Regions from separate parts of the Homo sapiens genome. Here regions 1 and 3 are each linked to region 2. The links are chromatin loops, found by intact Hi-C in ENCODE. Cell type or tissue: tibial artery. All regions are shown on one strand. Each heading gives the region's core, and the rest is flanking DNA. Links, peaks and the distances in the headings are about the cores only. Region 1 overlaps KCNMA1 (potassium calcium-activated channel subfamily M alpha 1). Region 2 holds the start of KCNMA1 (potassium calcium-activated channel subfamily M alpha 1). Region 3 overlaps KCNMA1 (potassium calcium-activated channel subfamily M alpha 1).

Region 1 (10,579 bases), core at 3,737-8,736, 50 kb before region 2:
TGCAGATGAGGAAACTGAGGCTTAGAGTACAACCTGTGCCATCATACAGGTCCCCACACCTGGGAAGAATCCATGCTTGGCTTAATGCTCTGCTATCACCATCATAAAATTCTTCATACATTTTATAGGAACCCTACATTCGCATTCTGCACAGGACCCTGCAAGTTACATAGCCAATCTCACTCAGGTCTCACGGCTCACTGGTGGTGACATCAGGGGTAATGCAGGCAGTAGGACTCCAGCACCTGCCTGCCATCCATGACAGTGTTAGAAATTTCATGTAAGTGGCTATTTGATTCCAGGCTGCTAAAAGCCAAAGCCAGGACAGACACCAGGCTCTGTTTGATACCCAATTCTCAACACTTTTTTTTTTTTGAGACAGAGTCTCGCTCTGTCACCCAGGCAGAGTGCAGTGGCGTGATCTCGGCTCACTGTAACCTCTGCCTCCCGGGTTCACGGCATTCTCCTGCCTCAGCCTCAGTAGCTGGGACTACAGGTGCCCGCCACCACGCCTGTTTAATTTTTTGTATTTTTAGTAGAGATGGGGTTTCACCGTGTTAGCCAGGATGGTCTCGATCTCCTGACCTAGTGATCCACCCACCTCAGCCTCCCAAAGTGCTGGGATTACAGGCGTGAGCCACCACACCCAGCCCCAATTCTGGACTCTTAACTCAGGCAGGACAAACAGTTGGTGGCCTGGGCCCACCCAACTGCCGTGCTCAGTTGCCTTACTCCCTCCACTCTCAGCCTCCTTGAGAAGCACCTTTCCTCTCTCGGCCACTTCTGTTTCCTCCACAGTGACCTTGGAACGGTGACTAGGAGTGCTGCAGGTGGTGGCCTTAGAAGGACAGGGGCCAGCCCAGTCCCACTCTCCGGCTGTCACTGAAGAAGCACATGCTCCTCAATGGAGGAAGACAGCTTCAAAGAGCATCTGAGTTTTAGGAAGGGTAGGAGACAGCTGGAACAGAGGCCGATTCTGCCAGCTGTCATCGGTCTCTGATCTCCTGGCAAGAAAGCTGGCCATAGAGTAAAACCTCTTTTTAAAAATTCAGCAAACCAGGAGACATACCCTCAGGGTGTAGCTCTGAGGTTCCAATATACATATTTTCCCAGGGCTGAGAAGACTGGAAATTTCTCCAGCAAGATCAAATGCAATGCATCTCAACCCAGACCCACCAGGGCAAAAGCAGAATCTGTCCCCGAAGGTCAACGACATCATCACTGACATTGAGTCTAGCTCAGGCTCTGGAGCTGGTCTGCCTGGGCTTGAATCCTAGCTCTGATGCTCGCTAGCTGATTGGCCTTGGCAAGTTATTTAACCTCTTCATATCTTTGTTTCTTCCTCTGTAAAACAGAAATAATGATGCCTGCATCAGGGTTATTATGAGGCATAAACAACTTAATATATGTGGAAGAGGAGCTTAATAATTGCTAGTGATTAAAGTTGATATCATCATTTTCAAGCTCTGCTTAGGGACCTGAAGAAATGCTCATTCCCTACCTAATGCAAGCGGGGCTTAAAACCTAGATGACGGGTTGATGGGTGCAGCAAACCACCATGGCACGTGTATACCTATGTAACAAACCTGCATGTTCTGCACCTGTATCCCAGAACTTAAAGTAAAATTTTTAAAAAATGTTCATTCCCCCGGAAGTAGCCCCAACCTTGCCATGCCCTAAATCCGCTGCTCTAAAATCCCTAACACAAGCAAGAAGTATTGCCTCTTCTTGACCAACTGCAAGGAAGTGCCTGCTTCTCCAGGACACCTACAAGGGCAGCTCACAGAGCCATGCCCCTCGGGGGACTTCTTGACCTTGGTGGTGGAGGCCTTGGCAGACGCTCAGGTGTTTGGTTCCATATTTGCTTCCAGATAAGACTGTTTAGTAGACATGCAACTGCTTAGCTATGCCCCAAGGCATGGGGCAAGCCACCAGCCAGGGAGGGCCCACTTCCTCTGACTCATCTGCACACATGACAGGCCACCAGCCCCATCCGCCAATAGCAAGGCAAAGCTGACTCAGGCAACATGAGATTACGAGAGCATCTCCCTCCCCTCCTACTTCAGTCCACAGCAATCTGTGCCTCCAACCTTCTTTGTGCTACAAAGATAACTCACTGGTCCAGGATTATCATGGTACCTCTGTGACAGGCTCATCAGCAGGGCTGCTCTTGCCAATCTCTTACTGCTCAGAGCCTGGCCCTTGTAGCTCTGCCTGCTCTTCCCTGGTCCTGAACCTTGCTTCTGCTCCTTGGACTCCCAGGTTGGGCTTCTTCCTGGTCAGTCTTATGCAGGTCTGACCACAACTAGTCCCACTATGAAGCCCATCAGAAATGAGGTCAATGCATCACTGGCCCAGTTTCACAGAAAGATGGACGGGGGCACAAATGGCTGCTGGAATCCAGGTCCTGACAAATAGAGACTTGATAGAGCATGGTTGAATATTTCTCACATAGGGACACAAGTCCAGAAGGCATATGGCATCTCTGAGTACTGGATGTCATACCAGGAGAGTCTCATCTCAAAAGGAGGTGATGATCATGTATTTGGCCTTCAAAGCCCATGCTGCTATAATTTTCTAAGATCTGAAATCTGAGTAATACAACAGCAGTCAGCTTCATGACCAAGAGCCCATCCTTGAGGGAAACTGACTCTTCCTCCTCTGATGAGTGACTTGACTTTCCAGGCAAGTAAAGCAGGATTGAGCTTACTCCTGGGTCTCAGGGTTGCCTCCCTGGCCTGGGGCAGAGCAGATGAAGAGGAAGTGGGTGTTGATTCTTAGTGGTTTGGGGCTTCAACCTTGTCACCTACCTTTCAGGCCTAGCCTCAGTCCTGACTCAACAGGAGAGGCCAACACACCCAACTCCACTTCCTAAAGGCTTTGGTGCCCAACCCCAAGTCCTGATCACTACTCAGGAAGGAAATACAAGGAAATGCCTTCCAGGTAGGAAAGGAGGTATAACCATATGTAGATAAAAAAGGAACTTTCCATTTCTGTAAATTGAAGTCTTATTCACACAAGAGACAGATTGCAGGGGGCTGGATTTATGGGGTAAGATGATTAAATTCTGTGTCCTCTTTCATATGTCATGCTTTATCACGCATTACTAAGGATCTGATTTGGTGGCAATTTGTTGATTTCTTCAGTTCTTAGCTCAGTTACAAAAACGCAGTGAGCAGGACTTGGGTACCCTGCCAGTCAGCTCCTTAGGGTCAGAGAAACACCGTCAGTCCACAGTGCTTTATAACCACCCAACCACCTTAGACGGGGCCTTGGTATTCACTACCCACTCGTCCTCCCCTAGCAACAAGCACCAACAATCCAACATATACGTAAGACTTGTGGGAAGCCCTTATTTGTCTTTATAGCCACAGAATGTGGTACATTTAAGTTGTTCCATAAATGTTTTTGTTTTTGTTTTGAGACTAAGTCTCGCTCTGTTGCCAGGCTGGAGTGCACTGGCGCAATCTCGGCTCACTGCAACCCCTGCCTCCCAGGTTCAAGCAATTCTCCTGCCTCAGCCTCCAGAGTAGCTGGGACTACAGGTGCATGCCACCACGCCCAGCTAATTTTTGTATTTTTAGTAGAGACAGGGAGGGTTTCACCATGTTAGCCAGGGTGGTCTCGATCTCTTGACTTCATGATCTGCCTGCCTCAGCCTCCCAAAGTGCTGGGATTACAGGCATAAGCCACCACGCCTGGCCTTGTTCCATAAATGTTTTTAAAGAAGAACATGCTCCCTGAAATCCAGCCCATACGCCATTCAGTCTCTGACTCTGTCTCTGACAGAGACACTCAAGAGTGAGCTGGGAGAAGGCCTGGCTGTCTGACATCACCTAGGAGGCTGAGGTCTGACCCAGTCTTCCAGACCCTAAGAAGTCTCACAGAGAACCCAGCACTCGGCTGCACTTAAGGCTTCCACAGCACGCTGTTCCAGCATCACCTCCAGCTCCCTATGGGAAGCCCACACACCTGGCCAAGGGACACTGGAGCATGCACTCCCTGCACAGTCCTCTCAGCCACTCTAGCCCTTTGCTCACGTTCTTCTCTGACCCCAGAACAACCTCCCTACCCTTCTCCAAGCTGTCCCTCAAAACCCATTGATCACTTAAGAATCTCCATAGCAGATCTTTTGTACTTGGCATACTGAACTCTGACCACATGCTGGGCAGTTTGCTGGATGACAGGAGTACCAAGAGGACGAAAACACATGCCTGCTCTCAGGCCACTCAGACTATCGGGGGAGGTGAACAGAGGAACAAATGGCTGCAACTCCTGCACAGTCAGACTGGCTGGGGTGAGTCTCAGCCCCACAACGCACTAGCCGGGTGACCTGAAGCAAGTCGCTTAACTTAAAATGTCTGTTTCCTCTTCTCTCATATGAGGACAAGCATGGTACTGATTTCACCAGGCCGTTGTCGCAGTTGTATGAATTAATATAATTAAAGACAACATTTATTTTACTCAAAAATTACTGGAGTAAGAGGAGTGAAGGTAATGCACAAGCTATATTACTTGGTTTTGTACCAAGCTCTTATCAGATTGCTTTCACTAGATTGGTGCCCTGTGCACATGGCAGGCCCTCAAGAAATGTTTGTAACCCTTCCTTGAACATGCTCTGCACTTTACCCAGCTTTTCTGTTCTCATCACCTCTTCAACATTGTTTGTATAAAAATTATGTATTCTGCAAGGATGAGATCAGATGCCACCTCCCCTAATTAGGTTTACATGCTTCATGATTCCCAGACGAACAACTTCCCTGTCTTGTTTTTGGATTTCTCAGGCATCTAAAAACAGGTCCTCACCACCTTCAGTTATACCCATCCATATAGGTATACTATATGCTCCTATCAGACCACAGCTCCTTGAAGACAAATACTGAGATTCATGCATTGTTATTTGGGGCCAAGGCTCTAGCGACAGAACAATTAAAAAGCAGTGCTATTTCTGTAGGGGAGCACTCCAAAACTCCTTTCCAAAACCTTTTTCTCATAAGCCCATGAGCCAGAATGGCTTTCCAGAACCTCATTTTTATCAAAAATAGAAACCAATCTGACCACGCACACTTTATATCAGAGTGAAATGGAACATCCCAAACTTTTATCAACATGCATTTTCTGTTCCCGGTATATAATAAAGGGTCCCAATGTTTATCTAACATTTTTCTGAAATCAGTATGTAACACTCTCCACTTCTGAATCTGATGGGGCACCAGTCAGTTTCATAGTCATCACTGGAGAGACTCTGTGCCAGATTTTGTCTTCAGTTGTAACACAGGATCACATGGTCACTCTACTGAGCTATTCCCACCCACACTCTTGGTTCTAGGGATGATGAAGGGAAAAACAAAATGGTTCTAGCACCTGGATGCAGACCGTTGCATGTTCGACGTCCTTTTCTTGTGCTCCATATGAAACATGTCCCAGATCCTTCACGAGCAACCCTCCACTGTTCAGTTTCATAGGAGCGCAGAAAACAAGTCCAGTTTCAAGTAGGTAGTAATTTCTGTTTCATTTCATGAACAAAATAGAGATGCAGCAATAAATTACATGATTTGAGCCCTCATTAGTAGACAGTAAATGTCACTGTTTATTAAAAAGCTAATAATCCATTCAATTTTTTAAATTAAGCAATAAGACTCTAATATAATAAATTTGAATAATTAAGCCTAATATTAATGGAGTGAAAACATGAGGGAAGAAAGAAGTTCTAAAATCTTTATTTTTCCCTCCACATAAAACATGTTAATAATGATCCCACAGGTGAAAGAAGTTTCTATGTGCATACCAGTGGAGTACTTATTTGTCAAAGCAAGAACTCACACGTATGCTTAGATGGCTGGAAATCTCTAGGGAAGTACAGAGAACTCTCCTAACTCAGCCCTCACTATTGACTCCTAGCTCTATTTTTACCTGATCTGTTTTTATTGCTGGACTCCACTCTCTTTCCATTACATACAGCCTAAGAATTTTCTACTCCAGCTAGAAAGAGCTCTGACTAGGACACAAGTTTACAACCAGGATGGTTGGTCTGTACGTGCTGTCTTCTCCCTGCTCAATAAAAGGAGAGCATCCTTGTGTTAGAAATAGCTTGGTATCTGCGGCCATACCACCCTGGACACACCTGATCTTGTCTGATCTTGGCAGCTAAGCAGGGTCTGGCCCAGTTAATACTTGGATGGAAGAAACAACTTTGCACAACAGTTCTAAACAAAGCACAGTTTGAACTTATTCTTCCTGCCACACAGCCTTCCCACCACGTGAGGCCGTAGCATCATCTCTGCTTGGAAACTCTACACCAAGATTGCACCATCACGCCCTGAAGAAGGCAAGAAGCCTTTTCTCAGGCCACTGAATATAGGCTTATGTAAACAGGCAGTATAACTCAGTAGGCGGAGATGAAACATTTGCACTTCTCTCCAAGCATTATAATGAGAAAGCAAAACTCTTTATACAAGCTAAACCCTTTTCTACATTCTTAAGTGTCCAAACAAACTTTTCCCCAGCAGCCTGCACTTCTATGGCTTTGCATTATTGGGATAAGCCAAGAGGGAGGGAACAGGAGCCTTTCCTCCTAAGCTCAGAGAGATCAAAGAAAACAAAGCTAGAGAGTGTGAGGGATTCTGCTTGGTGAGCATTTCTCAGCAGAGTGGACTTTCTGTGTCTGGGCTGCGGGCCCCTGAGTGTCCGGTGCTCTGAGGACACCTTCAGTGGAATCTGTGGAAGGTACACATCAGATCTGCTCCCAGTAATAATGCCCTGCTTTGCAGAGGCTGTTTTGCTTTCCCAGGTGCTTTCATGTCTTTTATTGATCAACAAGCAAACACTTACTGAGCGCCTATCAGATGCAGGGCCCCAGGTGGAGTTATCTCACCGACAGATCATCTCACGGCCCCAGTCTTCAGATATATGTGCCACTCTGAAAAGAAAATAAGGCCCAGATCTGCCTTCAAGATGTTTATAGTTTATTTGGAGACATAAGCAGAGTCCCACAGAAAGAGAAATAATACTGCAAAGCACTCTATTTTAAGTTAGTCTTCCTCAAACTTTGATCATAATCACAACCACATTAGGAGCTTATTAAAAGTCAAAGGGGCCTGGATCACATCTTTGGAGATTCTAATTCCATGGGAATGAAGCCTGGGTCCCTGTATTTTTAACAAGCAGCCACAAAGATTAAAAATTTAAAACCTAAGACAGTGCCTAAGTGGCAAATGAGACAGTCACTCCTGTTGGCCGAGGTCAAAGGACTCCAGCAAGGTCAGACATAAAAGAGACCTGCAAGGGCAGACAGGAGGCTGAGAGCAGAAAGGCAGAAAGGGGCAAGGTAGGAAGTTAGGAGGGAGAGGGGGATAGGGTCCCAAGAACAAGTGCAATATTCATGTAGGGGACAGAATGCAGAAAATTCTGGATGTAGGAGAAGGCTGCCCTAGAGGATTGAGAGATCAAGACAGACAGGTAGGTCTGGAGTCCAGGGCCGTGGGACTGCAGTCTGGGCCCTGATATTTTATCATATCAAAGTAAGGAGGATCATGAATGACAGGTGTTTACTTTAGCCTGGAGGCAAAGGGTGCCTCAGGAATGGCAGGGCCATGAGAGCAGAGAATTTTAGACAGAGGTCCCGTGCTAGGCCTGGATTGAAACCATCAGGAAGACCGGAAGCTGGGCCCAAGGTTCTAGTAAGATATTTTAATATCCTGTTCTACCCTCACCACAGATCAACGAACTCAGCAAGATAGATAATATTATCTTCTTTCTGTAGAGAGAAAACTGGAGCACAAAGTGGCCAAACAGCAAGAGGAAACCTGGGGAAGCCAGAACAGCCATGTGGCTGGCGCTCATCTTTGACAAATCAATCCACTGCATTTCAAGCCTATTCAACATACATTTATTGAGTGCCTACTACCAGCAAGAAACAAGAAGCAGCAAGATAAACGGAGTGCCGTTCCTGCCCTCAGGGAGCTCACCTCCCAGGGGAGGAGCTGGCAAACATTTTCTGTGAAGAACCGGATAGTGAATACTTCAGACTGTGCAGGCCAGTTAGTCTCTGTAGCAAATGCTCACCTCTGACATAGCACAAAAGTGGCCATGCACAATACACGAACAAATGAGCATATCTGTGTTCCAATAAAACTTTATTTACAAAACATGCAGTGGGCCGGATTCGACCTGTAATGTACCAATCCCTAATCTAGTGGGTAAAACAAACCCCTTCATGGCTACTTATAAAACAAGAGAGGTGTGTTATAAATAAAACGACTTTGCAGCCCAAAGGAAAGATAGAGTAATTTAGTCTGGCCATGGATGACTGGGGAGGCAGCACTGGAGTAGGACAAGTACTTAGTTTTCTAGGTCTCAGTTAAAACGATGGGGCTGAATCAGAAGCACATGGACGGCCCTTCTTGTTCCCGTGTTCTCTGACTTGGATGTGGTGCTCCTTTCCTGCCCAGAGTCTTCCAACTGCACAAACAACGTGGCCTCTCCCAAGCTCCCTGGGCCTCTCCTCACCTCTACCATCAAGTTTTGAATGTCAATTAAGGAATAAAAATTCCTAAATGATCCTGGAAGGCTGAACACACACACACACACGCACAAAGTGTGTGTACATCCTACTGTGTCCGGAATTGGTGGGTTCTTGGTCTGACTTCAAGAATGAAGCCGCAGACCCTCGCGGTGAGTGTTACAGCTCTTAAGGTGGCGCGTCTGGAGTTTGTTCCTTCTGATGTTCGGATGTGTTCGGAGTTTCTTCCTTCTGGTGGGTTCATGGTCTCGCTGGCTCAGGCAGGAGTGAAGCTGCAGACCTTCGCGGTGTTACAGCTCATAAAGGCAGCGTGGGCCCAAAGAGTGAGCAGCAGCAGGATTTATCGCAAAGAGGGAAAGAACAAAGCTTCCACAGTGTGGAAGGGGACCCGGGTTGCCACTGCTGGCTGCGGCAGCCTGCTTTCATTCTCTTATCTGGCCCCACCCACATCTTGCTGATTGGTCCATTTTACAGAGAGCCAAGTGGTCTCTTTTGACAGGGTGCTGATTGGTGCGTTCACAATCCCTGAGCTAGACACAAAGGTTCTCTAAGTCCCCACCAGAGTAGCTAGATACAGAGTGTCCACTGGTGCATTCACAAACCCTGAGCTAGACACAGGGTGCTGATTGGTGTGTTTACAAACCTTGAGCTAGATACAGAGTGCCGACTGGTGTATTTACAATCTCTTAGCTAGACATAAAGGTTTTCCAAGTCCCCACCAGACTCAGGAGCCCAGCTGGCTTCACCCAGTGGATCCCGCACCGGGGCCGCAGGTGGAGCTGCCTGCCAGTCCCGCGCCGTGCGCCCGCACTCCTCAGCCCTTGGGTGGTCGATGGGACTGGGCGCCGTGGAGCAGGGGGCGGCGCTCCTCGGGGAGGCTCGGGCAGCACAGGAGCCCACGGAGGGGCAGGGAGGCTCAGGCATGGCGGGCTGCAGGTCCTGAGCCCTGCCCTGCGGGAAGGCAGCTAAGGCCCGGTGAGAAATTGAGCACAGCAGCTGCTGGCCCAAGTGCTAAGCCCGCTGAGCCCACACCCACCCGGAACTCGCGCTGGCCCGCAAGCACCGCTGGCAGCCCCTGTTCCCGCCCGCGCCTCTCCCTCCACACCTCCCCGCAAGCTGAGGGAGCCGGCTCCGGCCTTGGCCACCCCAGAAAGGGGCTCCCACAGTGCAGCAGCGGTCTGAAGGGCTCCTCAAGTGCCGCCAAAGTGGGAGCCCAGGCAGAAGAGGCGCCCAGAGCGAGCGAGGGCTGTGAGGACTGCCAGCACGCTGTCACCTCTCACTACCACCGCCAGATGCTAAGTCTAAATTTATTTAAATTTCTAAAGGTTTTCTCCCTCCTTCCCAGAACCTCTCCCTCCTGAAAAAGGTCCAGCTGCTTCTGTACCAGACACTCTAGCGAGACTCAAATGTTCTTCCTGACCAAATGCCCACCTCAAGAAGAACCTGGAGCCAGGAAGAAACCAAGGGTGGCCACACACCTCATCTGCCCTGCTGTGCTGGTGCCAGGCGAGAAAACAGAAATAGAGCCACGGAGCTCAACAGCAACACCTCATATGGTGCCAGCAGACAGCGAGCAAGGCCCAGGCAGATAAACACATTAAGGCAGGCTGTGCAGCGCAGGCCACGTCCAGGCCTCAGAGGGACTTCATCTCAGCCAGCCAAGGTCAACTCCATTCTAAGGCTTAGTCAGCCTCCTCCTCTGGGGGCTCAGACTCCCCTGGCCAAGATCACTCATGTACCAAGAGGATTGGACAAGGCCACGAGTGAGGCCAGGTGCCAGCAGGGCAAAGGCAGGCAAAAGGCACCACAGATCGCATGTGGTGGCAGCAAGCCAGCTGTGTATAGATTCAAGCCTCAGACCCACCTCTGAAAATCCTACCCTACTCAAGCCTGACCACCTCCTCCAGGAAGCCCTCCTGGCTCTTGCTAATTAGCAGTAAATTGTGTGTTCTCTTAACATCTAGAGTAATACTTCTCAACATAGGGTTGCGAGACCAGCATCATCAATAAGCACCACCTGGGAAGTTGCTGGAACTGCTGTTGGAAGTTCTCAGGCCC
Region 2 (10,579 bases), core at 2,376-7,375:
TTGAGGGCATTTTAACCACTTTCTCTACCAGCAGGATGCCGCCAAGCCTGTGATGTGGCCCTCCAAAGGGGAAGCTCAGCCACGCCATGCCTGCTGATTTTTTTTCACAAGGTAATTTAAAAGGCAGGTGTGCCACAGAACACACTTGGGGAAACCTGGCCTAGGGGGTGTCTTGGAAAAGCTGGTCTGGGTAGACAGTGAGTGTCCTGGCCAAGAGACCGTGACATCACTTGGGAGACAGGTCTATGAGTTCTGGACTTGGGATAACAGGGATGGAATTTGTCCCTCCTCAAGGGTACAATGCTGGACAACCATACCTGCCCACCAAATGCCACAGTGTTTCCCTTCTGCCAGCCCAGCAGCTCCTGGTCCCCCATACTGTCGATGTTCGTCCACTGATACCCCACCATCAAAACTGTAACCATCCTGCCAGGACCCCATCCGTGAAGCCTACCTCTGCTGCCCTGCCCTAACTTTCCAGCCTTGCAACAGCCAAGAGCCATAAGCCCATGTCTCAGTCTGACTCTAAATGGTTTTTTGATCTATGACAGTATACTTCAGGATCTAAAGCCTCCTTTTGGCTCAAAAACTTTATTTGTTATAGTCTGCGCCCTTCAGGGGCTATAAGTTCAATGAATCAAAGGGAAAATAAACTCAGCACTTCATGAAGCTATGATAGTTACCACTTACAAGAGGCCTGCTAAGTGTCTGGCATTTGCAGGGTGCTATGTGCCCATTATTCCTGCTCCCTATAAGAACCCTACAAAGTAAGCATCAGTATGCTCTTGGTATAGGTGATGTAACCAAAGCTCAACATGGTTGGCAGTCAAAGATGCCCTGCTAATAAATGTGAGATCCATGATTTGAACTTGGGTTTGCCTGATTGCAGAGTCTTGTACTAAAGTGTGCATTTCCATAAAGAGGGCCAGGGGCTGGACGCCGTGCCTCACGCCTGTAATCCCAGCACTTTGGGAGGCCAAGGTGGGCGAATCACAAGGTCAGGAGATCAAGACAATCCTGGCCAATGTGGTGAAACCCCGTCTCTACTTAAAATACAAAAATTAGCCAGGTGTGGCAGCGTGCGCCTGTAGTCCCAGCTACTTGGGAGGCTGAGGCAGGAGAATTGCTTGAACCCAGGAGGCGCAGGCTGCAGTGAGCCAAGATCGTGCCGCTGCACTCCAGCCTGGGTGACAGAGCGAGACTCCATCTCAAAAAAAAAAATTAATAAAAGGAGAGAGAGAGAGAGCAAGGAATGAGGAGCACGAGCTCTCTGGACAAGGGCAGGTCAGCTGGAGCTCCCCCGTGACTAGGACCCAAGAACTCCTCCAAGGCCACCCCAAGTGATCTGCTCAAAAAGGAGTATCTCAAGGTCATCTGGTGCAGCCAATCCCCAGGACAGGATGAGATGAGGCACAAGGGCCAATCTGGAATCAAGAGCTCCACGGCACTGAAGCTCCAGCCCTGATTGACTGCGTCAGGCCAGACCCTGGGTAATTACCAAGCTGTAATGGGATCTGATATTTATATTAGTCACGAGCCTGACAGAGAAAACGTGTTGTTTTCTCAGGCACAGCCATGGAGACAACATCTCGATAATTCATTACACGCAGACCATCCTTGATCAAGCCCAAGCTTCTACAAGGCCAACAGCTCAAACTGAGAATGGAAATAACTCTATGCCCAGCCACACTCAGGCCCCTCAACAAACCACAGCTCCAACAGGAAGTTGGCCTCAGTTTCCCCAGTTATTTAAAGAGAAGTAGACCACATGCTGGAAGACGAGCAGAAGATGGAAATAAAGATATGTAACTGTCCCAAGGCTGAATTCCTAAAGGAATTGCTAGGGAACTGCAAAACACATTCTGAGCTAGAAACTTTAACCCTCATTCCTCAACTCCTCCCTCTCTCCTATATCGAATCACAGAGCAGGAAGGGACATTAGAACTCACAGAATTCAATCCCCACATTTTATACACAAGGAAAGATAGACACCAGAGAGGTTAAATAACTTCTTCAAAGTCATGGCTTTATTCAGGCTACCAGAGCAGCTCCCTATTCAATATAGTCTATGACAGGATTGAACTTCACAACGTCACACCCAAGTGAATAGAGAGCTCTGATGAAATCCCACAAGGAAAAAAACAATAATGTGAAAAAGTACAGCAAAGAACACAGTACTGGAATGACTGTGACCAAGTTCCCAACAGGAGGAAATTGTAATGTTTTCTTCTTCACTTTCTGAAAAAGTCCACATGCCACTCTTTTCAAAAGACTAAAGTCATTCACTGTTTGAGATTCAGAGGCCAAAGGTACTAATGAAGAGATGTCCCACGATGCATGTCCACAGTCTTGGGTTCCTTTGATCAAAAAGGTTTGGTGCGATCCCAGAGACCAAACGCTCATGAAATTGGAGCTCCTTGCTGAATTTTATCTCCCACAGAATTTCAGACCTGCTTTCCTCTGGACTCCAGCTCTTGATCAAACCATCTTGGGGCTGAAGGAGGGTGAGGGTGAACCCATCTGAGGGCTGGTAGAATTTTCTGGAAAGGCAGCCTATGTTTTCTTGGGAAATCTAGCACAAAAATTATTATTCTAAGCTTAAGCCAAATACATGCCTGTGTATCGAGTCTTGACAAAACTACCAAATACTTGGAAAGAAAAAAGAAAAAAAGACAAACACACACACACACACACACACACACACACACACAATTGCAATAAAAATACAGACCTCAAGCATAGAAAGAAAAGCTTTTAAAAGGCCTAACTTACCGTTACTGCATATAATGAGCTGGCTACCTATGGCTTAAGTGAGCAAATCTAGGGGCAGGTATCAAGAGATTCTAGGTGTGCTTTAAAATGGACTTACGGTATCAAAAGGAACCTGCACTCATTCTATACTGGCCTCACATCTTCCAAACAAACCACCATCACCTCTCATCCCTGGCAGATTTCTTACAGCAACTCACTTCCAGTTATGTCCACTCAGCAGGTCTTGGGGCTACAAAACATAGCCAAATATTTACGAATTGTTTTTTCTAATCGTTGCCAAAAACCTATTTTCTTGAGTAAACTGACAGAAGTTATGCTTGCTCATCATTTAGGAGATCCTTTGTGTGTGCGATGGGATTAGCATTTCATTACAGACACTGCAATTGCATTTATGTACCCCCTAACATAAAAAGACTTTGGAAGCTGTGTTTAGGACCCCAGGTTCACAAAAACACCACAACTTATTTTCAATCATGGAAAAAGTTTTCATTATGATAAAAATTGCCCCCTGCCTGAAAGAAAGCAAGCTGTTAAAAAGTTCACCCAGATCACTCTATCTAGGGAACATTTCAGAGGCACACAACTATGAGCTATCTTTCCCCTAAAGACAGTCGCTGAATCTCAGTAAACCGGGGAACAAAATTCCCGAGACTGTTGGGGGAGGTGGAGGAGAAGGATGGAGAGAGGGAATGTGGGAATTTGAAGGCTCCAGGAATAAGCTGTTCTCAGCAGGAAGGCTAGTCAGGGATCTGGTGTATAGGGCTTTGCTTAACCTGAGGGCTTCTCTGGAAGGTGGGAGGTTTGCCTCCTTAACAAATAAGAAGAAACCTCTACGGCTGAGAAGGTAATTCCAAAGAAAACTCTCCGACCAGCACCTGCAGGCCTCCGGAGAAGCCAGAGAATGACGAAGAGAATGATGGTTTTCATATTTCTCCCTTTGTTCCAATACACCAGTATTTTCCAAAACACAAATGTGCTGCCACAAAACACAGCTGAGCTCCAGCACCCAACAGGATGTATAATTAATGATCAGGAGAGACAGGCTCCTTCCCCCCTGGTGTTTTCATAGCCAGCCTTCACCCATAGCCCCAGGCTTCCCTACTTCTCTCAGCCGCCAAGGAGGCTGCTACAAGTTGCTGTGCCCTGTAGAAGTTTGAGGGGTCCTCGGTTTAACTTTACTAGAAAAGATGTGAACATGTGGAGGCTGCAATGTGTATCTACCCTGCACTATTCCCCTGGATTTCCCTTCCCTCCAAAACGGTTCGCGCGTGAAGTCCCCTAGGATGGGAATTACTCAGAAAGAAGGCAGCTGGCTCACTCTCTTTTTTCCAGTTCTTTCTTTTTTATTCTGCAGTTTTCTATCAGTGTCGGGTCCCCCACTCCAGCCAGTGGCTGTGGGGAAGGGAAGACATCTCTAGGGACACGACTACAGACCAGGCAGTGAGCCTAGCAACCATACATCGAAGGTGTCGCCAGCCTCAGTGCCGGTGGGCGTCTGCACCAGGAATAGCTAAAGCCGACGACATCTAGCCACCTCGAGCGCCAGGGAAGACGCTCCGCGTAAAACCGCGGCCTCAGGCGGACTCCCGCTCCAGCTCCGCGCTGCTGGTGGCATTTCCGGGGACCCAAAGTGGGTGGCCTGGGGGCAAAGGAACAGAGGCCGAAGAACTTGGGGTATGTTCCACTAGAGCACCTAAGGGACGGAGTGGGAGGTTACATCAGATATGCGACCTCGACACATTCCAAAAGTGGCAGCCCCGTGGGCTACCCCCAATAGTGGGATGGATCTCCCCAACTTCTCTCGCCCCTCGAAGTCCCCCTGTTATCTCGGGCCATGCTCCTCCCCCGGGATTCCCTTGTGCAAAATTATTCTCTCCCTTGCCCAAAGGATTTTTCCCTTCTTTCTGACCCCACGAACTCATCTCCCCAACAGGTTCCTAAAGTATGGGCGGATGTGCTCCCTCTCGCCCACCGCCAGGAGCCGAGCCCCGGCAGGTGAGCGGTGCAAAACACGCACCCAGCTGCCCCCAGCTTCCTCCGTCCCCGCTGAGTTGGCTGTCCCCACCCCGCACCACGGCACCCGAGCCTGTGAGTCCCCGACCCCGGCCCCAGCCGCAGCCGCCAACAACCCTACAATAAACAAGAGGACAGGATTGAGCGTCCGCGTCCCGGAGCGCACTGGCTGGGGGCAACTCCTCACCCCCGGCGCGCCGCCCGCTGCCCCGATCCGAGAGCACCGGGAGAGCCGAGGGAAGGGAAGGCGGCGAGGGGAAGGCAGGCGGGGATGGAGGGAGGCACGGCGCGGCGCGGAGCGAGGAGGTGGGCTGCAGGGGACGCCGAGAAGCGGTGGGGCTGGCGCAGAGGGCGGGCGCCCGGGGCGCGCGTTACCTTCGTCTTGCCCCCGCAGTGGCAGCACACGGTCCACAGGTACTTGAGCGTCCGCCAGAGCAAGATGATGAAGAGGCCCCCGAAGAAAGTCACCATGGAGGAGGCCAGGAAAGCCCACCACATGCGTTGGCCCCGGCTGTCGCACGGCACCTCCATGGTCACCGGGATGATGAGCGCATCCATCTTGGGCTCGTGGACCGAGGACGAGGAGGAAGAGGAGGAGGAAGAAGAAGAAGAGGAAGAGGAGGAGGAGGAGGAGGAGGACGCGTCTAGGCTGAGATGGTTCGCGTGGATATTGCTACTCATTCTAAGACTGCTGCCTCCGCCGCCGCCGCCGCCGCCGCTGCTGCCGCCGCCGCCGCCGCCACCATTTGCCATAGCTAGCAACGGGCAGCCGGCGCAGGGGCTCGGGGGAGCTCCTCCCGCCGCCAGCGCCACCCCAAACACCCATCAACAGCCATATTGCTGCTACTGCTGCCGCCGCCGCCGCCGCCGCGGAGCGCGGGAGGGGGGCGGGGAGGCGCCTGGGCTCGGGGCGCTGTGCGCGACCTGGCGGGGTGCGCCGAGATATATACAGCGAGCCGCCGCCGCCCGCCCGGGGGGGAGGGGGATGGAGTGCGCGGGCAGCTCCCCCTCCCCGGCCCGCGCCCCGCTCGCCCCGGGCTGCGCTGGCCCCGAGCGCCGAGAGCCAGGGGGCGCCGCGGGCCGCCCGCGCCCGGGGTCTGCGCCGCCCCCGGGCCCGCCCCGGCTCCGCGCGCGGTCCCGGGTGTCCTCGGCGCCGCGCCGCCCGCCGTGCGCCACGGGTGTGCGCTGCGCTCGGCCGGTGACCCCCTTCCCCGAGCGCCTCCCGCGCGGCTAACGAGCCGCTCTCCGCTTATTAGGTGGTAACTCGTTAATAATGGATAATCGGCCCCCTCCGCCCGGGCGCCCCTGCGCCAGCCCTCCTCCCCCGGCTGCGCTCGGCTCCGGCTCGCCGCGCCAGTGCGCGCCCGGCCGCGGCAGGTTCACCGCGTCCGGCCGCCGGCCCGTGGCCGCCTGCTAGCCCATGTTCTCGGGACCCCCTAGTCCTGTCGCCACGCCGCTGAGCCCCTCGGCCTCCGCTCGCTCTTCCTCCTTGCCGCCTCCGACTCCTCCTCGTCCCCGTCCTCGCCGCCCAAGCCTCTTCGGCGCGCGCCCCGCGCTCCCCGCAGCCGCCAGCAGCAGCAGCTGCAGCAACTGGAGCGGGCGCGGACTCAGGACGACCCAGGCGGGAGGGGAGGAGGCTCGCCGCGCTGGCTCGCCTGGGCTCCGGGCTGGGCAGGGGTGGGCAGGGCCCCTCGGCAGCGGCCCGGCAAGCGCCCCTGACCCCCAGGGCGCAAGGTAGAGCGCCCCCAGCCCAGGCGCGGGGCCAGGCGCCTCTCTCCAAGGTGCTGCGCCCCCAGCCGAGAGCGGTGGGGTACACTGGGAGGACGGCGGGGCGCCCCGGTCAGGCCGTTTTTTTCCCCAAAGAGCCCCCAGTGGGGAGGGGAGGAGTGGCCAGCTGTCAACTGGATTCCACAGGCTGAGCTCCCCAGGACCCTCGGGCTTCGGGAGTGAGGAGGACCCCACGCCAGGATACACACAGCTACCCACCCCTACTTCGCTCTTCCTGCTACCTATGTGCCCAGGGTCCCGCGTGTGGCTGGAGGGTAGAGTCAGGAAGGCCAGCGGGTGGTCTGTGGCCTCTGACAGCAGCAGGTGGTTTCTCTCCTTTTTCCTTATTAGCAACAGAGGCTGCCCAACAAAGAGTAGGCAGAAATGATCAAGGACGACCTGGCCTGGGGATAGTGCAGGCCCCGATAGACAATAGAGTTCCCTGAAGGGTTGCTTTCCTCTCATATAGTCTCAGACTCCATCCATCCCGTGAGGAGGGCAGATGGGGGAAGAGGGACTCCAGACTTCATTCTGGCTCACCGTTCCCCATTTAGGGTCTTCCCTTCTCCCCACTTAAGATGAAGAAGGAGTCCGTGTTTGTTCCGTAGCGTGTCTCCGTACACCACCAGGGGAATCCCCCTTCTGACACTTTCAGAAACTTTGCGCCCCCTGAACAGCGTCCGTCCTCGTGCTACCAGCTGGACCCCAAGTTTTTCCAGCGCTAATTAAATCGAGGATGATCACGCTCTTCCCTCATTGCTGCAGTGGTTTCCCCAAAGTTTCCAGCTCATTAGTTTAAGCCTAATTGGAATTCTCAGGTTCCTTTCAGCTCTTCCCATGGAAAAGGCCCAAGTTAGCATCCTTAGCTTTACACCTGAGGCTGTCTCCGTGAGAGTCAGATCAGCCCTGCCCTTGTCCTTGGAGGTCTCTGGAAGGAAGAGCGAGCAAGGGAGGCTGAGCTGGGCAGAGAGGCTGAAGAGGATGTTTGAAGCTTCTCTCTTGCTTGATTCGGAATACATTCATTGGGTTTAGAGTACACATCCACTAAGAAAGAGTCAAGGCCAAAGTCAAAGGAGAAAATGGAATGAGGTAAGAGTTCTTGAGTATTTGGTTCTCAAAAAGAAGTGTATGTAAAAGGGAGCTGCAGAAAGTGTGCTCCAGAAAATGGAATTGTCTGAGCCTCCTCTCCATACCATCCCATAGTACCTCCAACCTCGGCCTCTGTGTTCAGCCACTCTGAATGCATCCCTGCCACACCAGACCCAAGCATGCAAAGGCCCTGGGCCTTTTCTGGTACTGGGTTGGGGGAGCGGGACCCAGAAGTGCTGTGGGGATGCGCAGGAAGGTGACTATGGCATTGAGGTTCCTTTATTAGCCTCTCAATGGCTGTAGTTTGCTGCTTTTGTGCCTCAGCAATGCCAAGAAAGTTAAGGACATTCCTTAAATCAAGGCCAAGATTTGAAATTTAAAAATAAAACACCCAGAACATAAAAAGGGCAGCAAAGGATAGGACTGTCTCCCCAGTGGGATATGAAACCTCCAGAATGGATTCCCTCACCCACAAAATTGAAATTTTGCAAACCAGCAAATCCCCTCTGGGGCCTTCTTAGACATTCCCTACAGCCTGGATTCCCCTGAAATGCCAGTCTGGGGTCTACTGGTAAGCAGCCGATGGCCGTGACTTCTGTCACCCCAACTGCAGGATCTATAGCTTTTTCTCCTCCATCATCACCTTCATCACCTCAGCATCTTTGGAGAGGGTGCTTGGAGGCCCCTCAGATGCCATCTCCTGCTCTCTTCATCACCCCTGCCTCTGCTGATTGAAGCTTTTAGCAACTTCTGTGCTGTCCAAAGCCTCGGCTTAGTCAGGAATCATCAGAAACTCTCAGTGTTGATGTCAATATCCTTTCCTTCCTACAATCCCCAGTCTCTCACCTCCTCCCTGAATGGCCTGGCTGGTAAGCACTGAGAGAGTGCTACCATCCACCAGAAATAGACATTCCCAGGCCTTTGCCCAGTTCTCTCTGGCCATTTCCACATTGTTCACAAACTTTTGCACCACTTCCAGAAAACTTGGCCCCTGGCATTACAAATTTAGGAAAAGGCTCTGCACAGACAGAACCTCAAACTTAAAAGGAACCTTAGGTATCTTTGATTTGATGTGTTTCTTCATTTATACAATCAAAATAAAGCCAGAAACTTCCCTGCCTACCTCGAAGGGTTATATGTGAGGATGAAAAAGAAGGCTGGGCATGGTAGCTCACTCCTGTAATCCCAGCACTTTGGGAGGCTGAGGCGGTGGGATCACCTGAGGTCAGGAGTTCAAGACCAGCCTGGCAAACGTGGTGAAACCCCATCTCTACTAATAATACAAAAATTAACTGGGCATGGTGGCACATGTCTGTAATCCCAGCTACTCGGGAGGCTGAGGTATAAGAATCGCTTGAACTCGGGAGGCGGAGGTTGCAGTGAGCCGAAATTGCACCACTGCACTCCAGTCTGGATGACAGAGTGAAACTGTCAGAAAGAAGAAAGAAAGAAAAGAAAGAAAAAAGAAAAAGGAAGGAAGGAAATATTATACAGATCTTAACTATAATTACTGTGACCCCAAAAATGGACAGGCAAGTCTAACCAGATCTTCTGACCCCTGAGCTCGTAATTGTATGTGCACATGCCTGCATGTCATGCTGTCCACAGCATGTCCACAGCCAGACTGTGGCCAGACTCCAGGGCACAGCAGAGCCCCTCCAGCCTAAATGAGCTCTCTGACTACCCAACACCACTCCTTTTCTTGCCAGTCCCTGGACAGCCTTGGAAATGGGAAAGGTATAGAGAAGCACTCTAAGCCCAGCACATCTTCCCCTAATGTAGGTGTGTCTGCAGGCTGGAAATTGAGGTCCATTGCACAAGAACTGAAAGTCTCAACAGAAGTAGAAACTTCACCCTCTGTTCTGAAAACACCACGAGCCTTATTTTTATTTCTAAATTCATTCAAAAGCTTCCCAGAGAGAAGGGCAGCCTCTGTACCATGTGCATGTGTGTCTATGGCAGCTCTCAAAGCAAATCAGAGGTTTCAAGCTTAAATATTCTAATCTGAACAGTCCTAACTGATTTAAAAGAAGTAAAAGGAAGTGCATAAACATACATACTAAAAAAGCAGAGTGACTAAGGTAAAAGGAGAACAAAAAAGATTATTTGCTAAAATGTTGGCCAGCATCGCAATTAATGTGCAATGGATTTTCTTTTCCTCCAACCTGGACCTAGTTCCAATACTCTGACATCAATCTTCGCGATTTTGCGATGGAGAAGCCAGGTGGTGACTCTTTAAATGATCTAGCGCCCTCTGGTGGATTTTCCTGGCACATGACATTATTTCATGAATGTTCAAAAAAGGGACTTAATTTAACAGTCTGAAATTTGAGATATGAAAATTCCAAGAGGAAAACCCTGCTGGAAAAAAAAAACTACAGGGAGTAGGAAGGAGGCATGGATCAGGAAGATGTTGGTCCAAGGATACAAAAATTCAGTTATACAGGAGGAATAATTTCAAGAGATCTAATTGTGCAACATGGTGACTACTGTGGATAAACAATGTTTTTTTGTATACTTGAAAACCACTGAGAGATTTTAAGTCTTCTCATCACAGGTAAATGATAAGTATGTGAGGTAATACATGTGTTAATTTACTTAAGTTAGCCATTCCACAATGTATGTGTATTTTGAAACATCATGTACACCATAAACACACTTTTTGTCACTTAAAAAAATAAGAAAAATTGATAAAAAAACAACAAAACCCTACAGCTTCAACAGTATGAATTATCTAGTTACCAGTCCTACCAGCATATAAGCTGTTGTGGATAAAGGCAGCTAACAAAGTTCATGTTATTACTATGACTTGATGTCAGATCTCAACTGTTACTGCCACCAGTAACCCTGCCCTTCCTTGAATCACCACTGTGTTTTCTTTTAAAGTCAGCAGTATCCCTCTTTCTAACCACCCTTGGTCTTCACAGTCTCTTTGTGA
Region 3 (10,579 bases), core at 3,638-8,637, 83 kb before region 2:
TGTCTGAGCTTTTACAGTAACCCAAACTCACCCAAGACAGGCTGCCCAACCGGGCCCACCTCTGTGTGGCTTCTCCAGATCAACAGAAATTTGGGGTGAAAGCCTGCTTTTCTCCATGCAGTAAGGCATCTGCATGAAAGGCACATGTTTCCAGGACCTTCCAAGCTCTTTCTTGAGTAAATATTCTCTTAAAAAGGTTTTGAAGCAGAGGCTAAGGAGAGGAGTCAACATGGAATTTTATTTCTCTTGGATTATCTGACTCAAGCAGCACCCAAGACTAGCAAGACCAAAGATGGGCTGACCCAAAGATAACCATTTACAACAGGAGTCAGCAAACCAACAGCCTAAGGGCCCAATCCAGCCCGATGCCTATTTTTATAAATAAAGTTTTATTGGCACACAGCCATGCTCATCTGTTCTGGGGTGTCTGTGGCTGATTTCATGCTACAAAGGCATAGTTGAGTGGCTGCAACAGCATGGCCCAGAAAAGCCTAAAATCTCTATTATCTGGCCTTTTACAAATTAAAAAAAAAAAATTGCCAACCCTTGATTTAGAAAAACTTTCAGATGTAGTTAGGCCTATTTCTTGAGCCTTTTTAAGAGCAAATAATATCTCTGGAATATATTTGGTATAGTCTTATATGGAGGGAAAAGGATGAAAAAAAATGGCCCCTGAGTTTCCTTCCAAATCCACAGGAAGCCAAAAAAGGAATGAGGTGCCTGGTACAAATGCCTCAGGTGACAGACATCCTATTTACAGAAAGGCAATCTGTGCACCACCTCAGGGAGGCCAAACCAACATGCCTGGTGCAATCATGCAGCCTTACCCTGCAACCACGCCCAACACTTGGAAGCCTAACGTGGACAACGCCTGGTGCAAGAGGGCATGTGGTCAGATGTTCCACCCCCACTTAGCTCAGGGGCAGACAGAAGGCTTCTCCAAAGCTGTCCCTTGGCAGGATTTCATGTAGCAGATGCCACTAGTCTACAGTCTCTACAGCCTCTGACTCCCAGCATGTACACATGTAGGTGTGCACAGAGGCCCAGAGAAGCAGGGTCAATGGAATCCATGAAGCTGACCTGGTGGCAGCTCAGGGTTTATTCCCTGCTTCCAACCTACCAGCAGGCACAACTCTTGATAGATCTAACAGCACACTGGGGATGGAGCACTGCATCAGGACTGAGGAGACTCAGGGTCTTGCCCCAGCTCTGTGGCTAACTCCTGATGCAACCTTAGAAGAGTCATATCATGTCTCTGGGACTCACTTTCTTCTTCTGTCAAATGGATTAATACTACCCACTCCATCTAACTCACAGAGCTCAGTCATGCAACAAGTAATTATTGGGCATCTACTATGAGTCAGACATTATGCTAAGCACTTGGGATATAGTGGCAATCAAGATGGACAAATTCCCTGCCTTGTGGAGCTTACACTCTGGGGTTGGTATGGAAACTAATAAGGGATGCATAGATGAATACTTTGAAAAATCATGATGTGCTTCACTTGAGTCGTGGATGGTGATGCTATCTTCCCACTCTGGGCCATTCATGGACTAGACTCACACACTGAGCAGACCTGCTGGGAACACATCACTGATAAAAGTCATTCATTGGGAACTATTCTAAATGCCTTGTATGTATTAACCTCACCATCACAGAGAGTCCTCAACACTGAAGTAGGAACTCTAAATATGCATACTCCACAAACAAGGAAGCTGAGGCCTGGAGCACTGGAGCTAAAAAGGAAATATGTGTCCTGTCCCTTATGATATCTCCCATACTGGCTGGAGATGTTGAATTTACTATATTAAATTCTTCTCCATTATCTTGAGGAGTAAGGCCAGGACCCTTCAGATGGAGAGGAAGTCTCTCTCCCTAGATGGGGAAGGGAAGTTCTCCTTCCCTAGTTCAATCATCACAGAAAAGGAAAGCATCTAACAGGAAAGTAGCACCCAGAAGAGAGGCCTTAAACTCCTTGGAAGAGGTGATCCTCCTATCTGCCTCTTTGGGCTGAACTCTCCTAGCAGGGGATTTTTAGAAGGGTGGATAACCAGTTGTGGGCTGCAGTGAGAAGAGCGAACCCAGCCCATGAAGAAGGCCAAAAAAATGAGGACTCTGGCAGGGTCTGTGAGCTAAGATGAGCTATGCCCTACAGGGCAGTTATCTAGCTCTGTCAGCCTCCATTCATTTCCTTTTTTCTGTCTCCACATTTTCAGTAACGTCCTGTCTAAACATCCCACCAGACTCTCAACGCAACATAGACAATTAGCGAAAGGTTAGAAAGTCATGCACCCAAGCTTGGCCCACCACAGTTAGAGGAAAATGGCACCACCTTAAAACTAGTATGTAGGTGTTCGTACTAAATACGTGAGAAATTCTCCCAAAGGAAGGTGAAGCTGGAGAGAGTCAGGGTCATCCAACTACTTTTTGCCCTCTCAGAGCATTTTCCTCCTTGCCAATGCTGGACAATGAAAGCACTAGTTTATTCAGGGAAATCACAGTTTCCTTTTTAGAAGAGCAGGATGCTAAGAAGGGAGCAAGAATAAGTTGAAAACAAATGGAGTAAGATTCAGCATTGTGCACGCACCCCCAGCCCAGCCACCCAAGAGATTCTCCCAAGCCAGGCAGTGATGCTCACATCTGGTCCTTCACCACCAGGACCAAGTCAGAGCAAAGGAGAAAAGAAGAGAAGGAAGAGACAGGAGCGCACTGGATGGGAGAGTGAAGGGTTGGAGAAGAGAGGGATCCCAGCCTACTCCCAAGCCCAGTGGGATCATCTTCCCCTAGGAACTCCCATCTGATATTGGCTCTGGTTGGGGCTGCCTCTCTCCCAGCACCTGCTGGGTAGACTTCCCCATGTTTGGTCCTGGGAGGTGCTGTAGCAGCTGGAGCTGTCCTCTTTCTGCCGCTGGAAGCAACTGGAAGTCCCAGGGGCCCTGGCGCTCCCTCTGGGATTTCACCCTATTCTTTCCTGTCTCGCTTTCTCTTTTATCTCCTGGATTAACTTACTGTTGTGCCATCTACCCAGTTGTCAGTGTGCCTGTCTCAGCTTTGTGATCTCACGTAGATCCACAGAACCTAAGAGCTGGAACGGGCCCTGAAAACATTCTGGAGCAGGCGTCTCGGCAGACTCAGGCATGCCTCTCCCCAGGGAACCAGGCCGCGTCTGGGCAGAAGCAAGGCTTGGGGGAGTGGCAAGGATTGTGTGTACTCCCTCGAAGCACATCTTCAGAAGTGGAGCATTTTCAAGGTAGGATGTTGACATAATTGTTAGGTCCATGAAGGCAGATGCTAGAAGCAGTGTGAAAATAAGACTCTGAGGTTGTCCAGGTGGGGGGCTATTTTTATACATTTCCCCCCACAACCCAAGCAGTACATGGGCCCTAGCCCTCAAGCTTCACCTCCCAGATGTAAGACTCCAACCAAGATTTTGGAGTCAGGGGCATACAAAGCCCACTCAGGGGACACACTCATAGAGTATTCAACTGATTCAGAGATGTGGGAAGAACGCTATTCCTATTTATTTTTTTGTAGAAACAGGGTCTTGCTATGTTGCCCAGGTTGCTCTCAAACTCCTAGGCTCAAGTGATCCTCCCACCTCATCCTCCCGAGTAGCTGGAACTACAGGAACACGCCACCACACCCAGCTACCACTATTTTTATATTAAATAAAACATGTATCATGGAGTGACAGGAAAAACCTATGCAAGTTTAAGTAAATATTGTACTTAAAGTGGGTGACTTTAAATTATGCTCTTATATGTACAGGGGAAGGACAGAGGAAGGGCTCATTTACCTTCATTCTTCTCTCTCCCTAGAGAATTCTGTGTATCCAATTTTAAAAATTCATCATATGTCACAGACAGAGGCACAGACCCCCTGAGCCATGGTGGGAAGATACTTCTGGACAAATGTATACCCAGCAAAAATCTCAAAAGCTCCAACTTTCTAATGGCTTCATTTTACTGATGAGAAAACTCAGACCTATAGAAAGAAGAGCAGAAACAGACTGGATCCCAAATCCCTGTGCCCCACAGTTGATGCTCTTTCCACCTCCAATCTGAGGCACTGCTCTCCATGTGGCCAGGAACCGTTTCCAACTAAACTGGTCCTGCCTAGGGCCTGGAAAAACACACTGTTAATATGCAGCCTTAATTAAATATTTCTGATGAGCACAATGATGCTTCAAAATTCTAGCTAGGATTCGACTGATGCTGCAGCCTGGAGCCATCAAGGAAGAGCCTCTTTCCCCTAAGCATGGTGTGTGTGGAGCTTGCTGGGAAGACTGAGACCTTCCAATCCAACCTGGCCAGCACATCTATTCAAGCCATCAACCAGAGGACAGATGTAGAAGTCACCTTCTCCTTCCAGGGACCACTCTTGGAAGCAGATTTCCACAAAGGGGACCGTACAGTTCTAAGCTTACAGATGGTTAGAACAGACCAGCCCCACTGGAAGGCCAGAAGTGACGAGGATGAGGTCAAATGTCAGTGACAGAGAGGCTCAGACCTCTCTGAGCCATGGTGGGAAAAATCTCTCTGACCCATGGTGGGAAAAATCTCCCTGAACTAATCTGCAATTTCCAGGCATTTCTGACCAGTAAGGAAAGGATTTGGTTGCAGAAGGCTGGGAAGCTAGATTGTAGACCAAGAGATGGAGAAAACTCTTCAAGGGGAGAGCCCAGCCACTACAAAGGGGCCCAGCATGAGGTGTGCTGGAGGTACCCTGAGGGCCGTGGCTGCCTGACTGACTTATCCTCTACTTTGGGAAAAGGCAACTCAGTGCCTGGATTAAACCATTAGCTCTGGAGGATGCCTGTCTGGTTTGAATCTTAATTTCTCCATTTCCCAGCTGTGTGACCTCGATAAGATTACTTCATCCTCTGGGTCTGCTTCCTCATATGAAAACAGGAACAAGAAGTGCATAAACACATTTCAGGGATGTAGGGAAGACTAAAAGGGTTAATATAGGGCAAGCACTTAGCACAGTGCCCAGCATAGAGCAGTACTGTCTAGGCTGTAGCTACCACACATACCCAGTGAAGGCACTCAACTACCAGGTGGACAAGCAACTGATACATGTGTGTGCTGCTCTCTGCTCCCCTTTGGACATTTGGAATTTCAAGTACTGGGACTTAATACCACAGAGGGCAGAGTTTTGTTTTTCCTGCCTTTGACATGATGTTTATGATCTTCTTTTCTTGTGAACACCCCAGACCTAGGGACCAGCGGTGGCCTGGCTTCCTGATGCAGCCCATGAACACATTTAAGAATCCAAAAAGGTTAGCCAGGCGCAGTGGCTCACGCCTGTAATCTCAGCACTTTGGGAGGCTGAGGCAGGCCGATCACTTGAGGCCAGGAGTTGAAGACCAGCCTGGCCAACATGGTGAAACCCTGTCTCCACTAAAAATACAAAAATTAGCCAGGCATGGTGGTGCACACCTGTAGTCCCAGCTACTGGGGAGGCTGGGGCATGAGAATCGCTTGAACCCAGGAGGTGGAGGTTGCAGTGAGCTGAGATTGCACCACTGTACCCCAGAGCAAGACCCTGTCTCAAAAAAACAAAAAACAAAACAAAACAAAAAAACGCCGGGTGGCGGGGTGGGGAGGCGGGGAGAAAGCTGCCTCTGCATTGCAACTTCCCAAACAGCACAGACATTAACATTTTAGTGATGAAATAACAAAGCTGATATTCTCAGTATCATTCCTTTATTGAGTGAAATCAGAAATATAACTTTTTCTTCTTTTTTTTCCCCCGTGGGACTCCATAAAACTATTTTTGTTGTAAATGTTTTAAAAGGCAGCCTGTCAATATTTCAAATGTTCCTGAATTGGAGCTCATGGATAAATGACTCTTCCCCCATTGGCCAAGTCTCCTCTCCTGCTGCAGCAAGGAAAGGGGCACTTGGGAGCTGAGAAGGCAGGAACCAGGCGCCGTTGACACTCCTCTAGTGAGATGAATGTTCCCTCCACTGGGTCAGCAGTGAGCACCAGCCCAAGAAGTGCCCTCGCCTCCCTCCTGCTGGGCAGTCACCAGGCAACCCTGCAGGCAGTGCACCAAGCTGTTCCTCCATAATGCACACCCAGTCAGGGCCTGGGCACCTCTAGTTACTCAGCAGTGAGCCCACCTGCTATGTCTCAGGGGCATCCCACACCCAGAAAGCTGCTTCTACTTCAAGCCTACTCCCAGGGGATGCCCCATCAGGGACTAGAGGGTCCTGCTGAACCCACCCCAGGTTCAAGGTCAGCAGCAGGCTGTTTCACCAGGAAGGCCAGGAGCTATGCTCAAGGTAACCAAAAGGACAGAAGGCCCCACCCAAGTGTCATCTTGCCCCTCCTCCCAGCTTCCCCATTGGCTAGTAAATGAGTAAACAGACATGGTTCTAAAACCTAGAAGAGCATCAGAACTCCCTGTGGATCTGGGTTCAATAACACAGATTTGATATTCCACTCCTGGATATTCCAGTTTTGTAGGTCTTGAGCAGGGATCGACTTTTTTTTTTTTTAAGGTTCCAACAGATGATACTGTGGCTACGATGGGCAGCTCAGATGTAGGCCACTGGCAACACAGAGTGGAAGGAGAAGCCCACAGGGTTCCTCACTGGGCGACACAAGCTCTTCAAAGCAAGCTGAGTAAATCTCTTGGTAACAAGCCAAGCCGGACTGCCCACAGCTATGGGCAGGTCTGCTGTGTCTTTCGCCTGCTGAAAGCCCAGGTTGCAGCACAGGGAACAGCAGAGACAGGATCAAAGGCTCTCTGAGGACAGTCTGTGGCAACAAAGTAGCAGCTCCTCTCTGATGAGGTAAGGAAGAGTCCAAAGAAATTACTTTTGGGCTGGGTGTGGTGGCTCACACCTATAATCCCAGCACTTTGGGAGAACAAGGCAGGCAGCTCACTTGAGGTCAGGAGTTTTAAGACCAGCCTGGCCAACATGGTAAAACCTCCTCTCTACTAAAATACAAAAATTAGCTGAGCGTGCTAGTGTGCACCTATAATCCCAGCTACTCAGGAGGCTAAGGCAGGAGAATCACTTGAACCTGGGACGCAGAGGTTGCAGTGAGCCGAGATTGCACCACTGCACTCCAGTCTGGGTGACAAGAGTAATACTCCATCTCAAAAAAAAAAAAAAAAAAAAAGAAAGAAAGAAAAGAAAAGAAAGAAAGAGAAAGAGAAAACACTTTTGAAATTTGGAAATGAGGAAGACTAAGGAAGAGTCCAAAAGAAACTTTGCCTCTGCCCAAGGAGCCCACAAACTTTCCAAGGCCTTCCTGTTCCTGGAAACGGTGCCATCTCCAAAGACTCCTCCGCACATGGAAGAGCCTGATCTCTCGGGCACAGTCAACCATTACGGCCCATTTTCTCAAACTAGGCCCTCCTGGGGGTCTTAGGGAAAGGGGGCAACATTACACAAGGCAGGTGAAGGGGATAGCCAATCACAGAGGGGTGCAGGTTGGCATTGACCTCTTCCTAACTTTTCTCATAATATGAAAGTGACTTCTCTTCTCAGAAGAACCGTTCATAATGAAATTCGAGCTGCCTCAATCTTCCTTGATCATCTCTTCACTCTTACCACATACACACACGCACGCACACCACAGGAAAACGCATCAGATGAAGAACTTCCCCAGTCCAGTGCAGATTTAAGAAAGAGGACACTGACATAGGGAGGTGGGCTGGGGAGCTGGGGAGGGGGCAGACAAACAAGGGCATGTGACTGATACACTTCAGGGCGGGAGTCAGACGGCCCCCTCACAGGCCAGGGTGACATGTGACAAAGTCACAAGGCCCTGTGGTATTTCTTGAAACTTGATTTCAGCCCAAGTCAAACTCCATGGATCAAGGGTCATTTCTGGCTATTATAGGATGAGAGTATCCAGGACTGAAGACCTCATGGGGCAGAAAGAAAAAAAACAGAAAGGTAGCTCTTGGAGAAATAACCTAAAGATTAGAATCAAGGAAGAGCCAACCTCTCTTCTAACAGGGAAAAAAAATTTACTAAAATGACACTTCAGCATCACCTATTTTTTCAAGCTTGTCTTTCTGAACAGAACTTGAAAACACAGTTGTAAAACTGTTTTACTAGTTCAGCCGACTTAGAAAAACAAAAAGAGCTTCTCACAGCTTTAAACAGAGTCCTGTGCTGAAGTGTTCCAACACTCCAGCCCCACTCTGGGGTTAAGAATGACAGATGATGCAATGTAAAAACATCATTTTCCACTGGACACAGAGAACATGGTACAATACTTTGGAGGTTAAACAGATGAGAAGGGAACAGTACAGAGACCCAAACTTAGCTCCTCCATGCCTCTAGCACACACATATGCCTCATGGAAGGCATCTGGAGAGGTTAGTGCTAGAGAGGCCAGAAATCTTGTTTCTGGTTCTGTGCTGGAATTAACTAGGTAAACCCTGGATGAACTGTTACATCTTTGATCGTCACTACCTGAGAATTAACTTAGACAAACATTGACACTCTATAAAGCAGCAATTGCAAAATGTGGGTTTTCAAAAGCACTCTGAGTTCTTTTCAAAGAGGATGGCATAAGAATCGACACAGCTGACATATGGTGTGGACAGAGAGAAATAGCTTGGGCTTGGATTTCCGGTCAGTTCCCCTTTCTGCCAGTTACCATCAGAGGAACCATGGGCAAATTACCCAATCTCTCTGAGCCTGTGTCTTCACCTTTAAAAATGGTATTATAGTTCTCAAAGTAATTGCGAGGAATTAAAAGTCAATTCAGGGTCAGGCGCGGTGGCTCATGCTGTAATCCCAGCACTTTGGGAGGCCGAGGCAGGTGGATCATTTGAGTTTAGGAGTTCGAGACCAGCCTGGCCAACATGGTGAAACCCCATCTCTGCTGAAAATACAAAAACTAGCCAGGCATAGTAGCATGTGCCTGTAATCCTAGTTACTCGGGAGGCTGAGGCAGGAGAATTGCTTGAGCCTGGTAGGCAGAGGTTGTGGTAAGCCGAGATCACACCACTGCACTCCAGCCTGGACAACAGAGTGGGACTATCTCAAAAAAAAAAAAAAAAAAAAAAAAGGGAATTCTATGCCCTGTAAAGTGCAGTCTATGGAAGTGATGATGATGAAGACCAGGATACAGTACAATAAGGACTCTTTATGCTTTCAAAACCGTGATTATGCTGCATCTGGTGGAAGCCAGGACTCTGGAAATATGGCCCAGACACACCCAGAACTGAGGATCAAGATGAGCGTGGATCCCTGGGTCATGAGCATCCCAACCAAGTGCCTGATGCCCAACTCCAGGGAACCATCTTCCCTCCGCACACAATAGTCATTCCATGGTGGTGCACACCTGTGAGTCAAAAACACCCTAAGAAAATGTAATCCTTGGGGCATTTCCTCAGCTCCAGCCTCCGGCCCATCAATCACAAGCACAATCAAACTGCAATGCCTCAAACCAATCTCCTAGGACCCCTGCCAGGGCAGAGACTGAAAGTCACTGAGGCAATAGAGCATGTATTATATTGATGATCCTCTAGCTGCAAGACCTGATTGGTTTGAGACTCCCTTGGATAATGCTGGCAATTAATTTTGGCAAAAGAGCAAAAGATAGATGTGACATCCATTGAACACAGAGCTGCACAGGAGTCAGGTTTCTGGAAGGTAGGAAGAATGCAAGGAAATTAACTCCAGAGTGGTTTGCAGGGAATGGGGGCTCCAGGCTCATTATTTCAATCTTGAAAGCTGTCAATCACTGTCAAAAGGCAGTTTAATCTCACCCTGAAGCTTTCAAGAACACTATGAATCCAGGCCTACAATTAGCAGTCCAATGTTGGGCTGATGAGTTATGGGCATTTTCCATCTGGGAGGGCACAAGCTTCTCCTATCCAGGGCGTGCCCTGGGCATAAAGGATGTGTGGACAAATACAAACACTCCACCAGCCAGAGGTGACAGAAATAGGCCTATAATATTTGCCCAACTGGGTTTATGAGACAAGCATGTAGTTCAACACTGTTTATACAGTTCATGAGAGAATCTTGGGCAGTGACAGAGAATGTAACTCTCATCCTCCTTAGGGCTTCCAGAAATGAACAGAGGATATATATATTTTTTTAAAAAGTGGATCCTCCACATTTTCTAAAGTTTTTAAGCTCTCTGGGGCAGGTTAAGAAATTCAGACTGCCCAGGAAGTGATTTTTTTTTTTTTTTTTTTTGCATGGAATTTCGTTCTTGTCACCCAGGCTAGAGTGGAATGCAATGGCATGATCTCAGCTCAATGCAACCTCCGCCTCCTGGGTTCAAGCAATTCTGCCTCAGCCTCCCTAGTAGCCAGGATTACAGGTGCCCGCCACCATACCTGGCTAATTTTTGTATTTTTAGTAGAGACAGGGTTTCACCATGTTAGCCAGGCTAGTCTTGAACTCCTGACCTCAGGTGATCTGCCGGCCTCGGGCTCCCCTCTTTACACCATTCTCTAAGCAAATAAGCTAACATCCCAGAATGGAATTATAGAAAGATTGCACCAGTCAAAAAAGGCATTTGGTATACATATTCTAAGAAATGCTACATAATAACAATATGAATTAATAATAAATTACCTTCTTTCACC

The links. A loop is a pair of places that touch in the nucleus more often than their neighbours do. Peaks named below come from ENCODE experiments on the same cell type or tissue, not always from the same donor. Only the 100,000 strongest peaks of a DNase experiment are listed, where the experiment ranks them.
Region 1: a loop joins it to region 2, with 4 times the contacts of the local background. A loop is called at or near these places in 10 of 110 quality-filtered maps.
Region 3: it touches region 2 in a loop (3-fold over the local background); 6 of 110 quality-filtered maps call a loop at or near these places.

What each region holds. Positions count from the first base shown.
Region 1 is chr10:77,580,953-77,591,531 of GRCh38, forward strand. All of the region lies in intron 1 of KCNMA1 (potassium calcium-activated channel subfamily M alpha 1), which reads right to left. It also overlaps the pseudogene RNA5SP321. Among named protein-coding and RNA genes, the nearest start is that of KCNMA1, 52 kb to the right of the region's middle. In tibial artery, for the core only: a CTCF peak has its summit at 6,225; a DNase peak (open chromatin) is centred at 6,260; H3K27ac peaks cover 4,190 bases.
Region 2 is chr10:77,632,105-77,642,683 of GRCh38, forward strand. It overlaps KCNMA1 (potassium calcium-activated channel subfamily M alpha 1), which reads right to left and starts at 5,704. Exons shown (of 28, transcript NM_001161352.2): 1 at 5,161-5,704. The coding sequence starts at 5,538. In tibial artery, for the core only: CTCF peaks have their summits at 4,734, 4,955 and 5,616; no DNase peak of the experiment used is centred there; H3K4me3 peaks cover 4,641 bases; H3K27ac peaks cover 4,887 bases.
Region 3 is chr10:77,547,482-77,558,060 of GRCh38, forward strand. All of the region lies in intron 1 of KCNMA1 (potassium calcium-activated channel subfamily M alpha 1), which reads right to left. Among named protein-coding and RNA genes, the nearest start is that of KCNMA1, 85 kb to the right of the region's middle. In tibial artery, for the core only: a CTCF peak has its summit at 6,005; DNase peaks (open chromatin) are centred at 4,210, 4,730, 6,030, 7,690 and 1 weaker place; H3K27ac peaks cover 5,000 bases.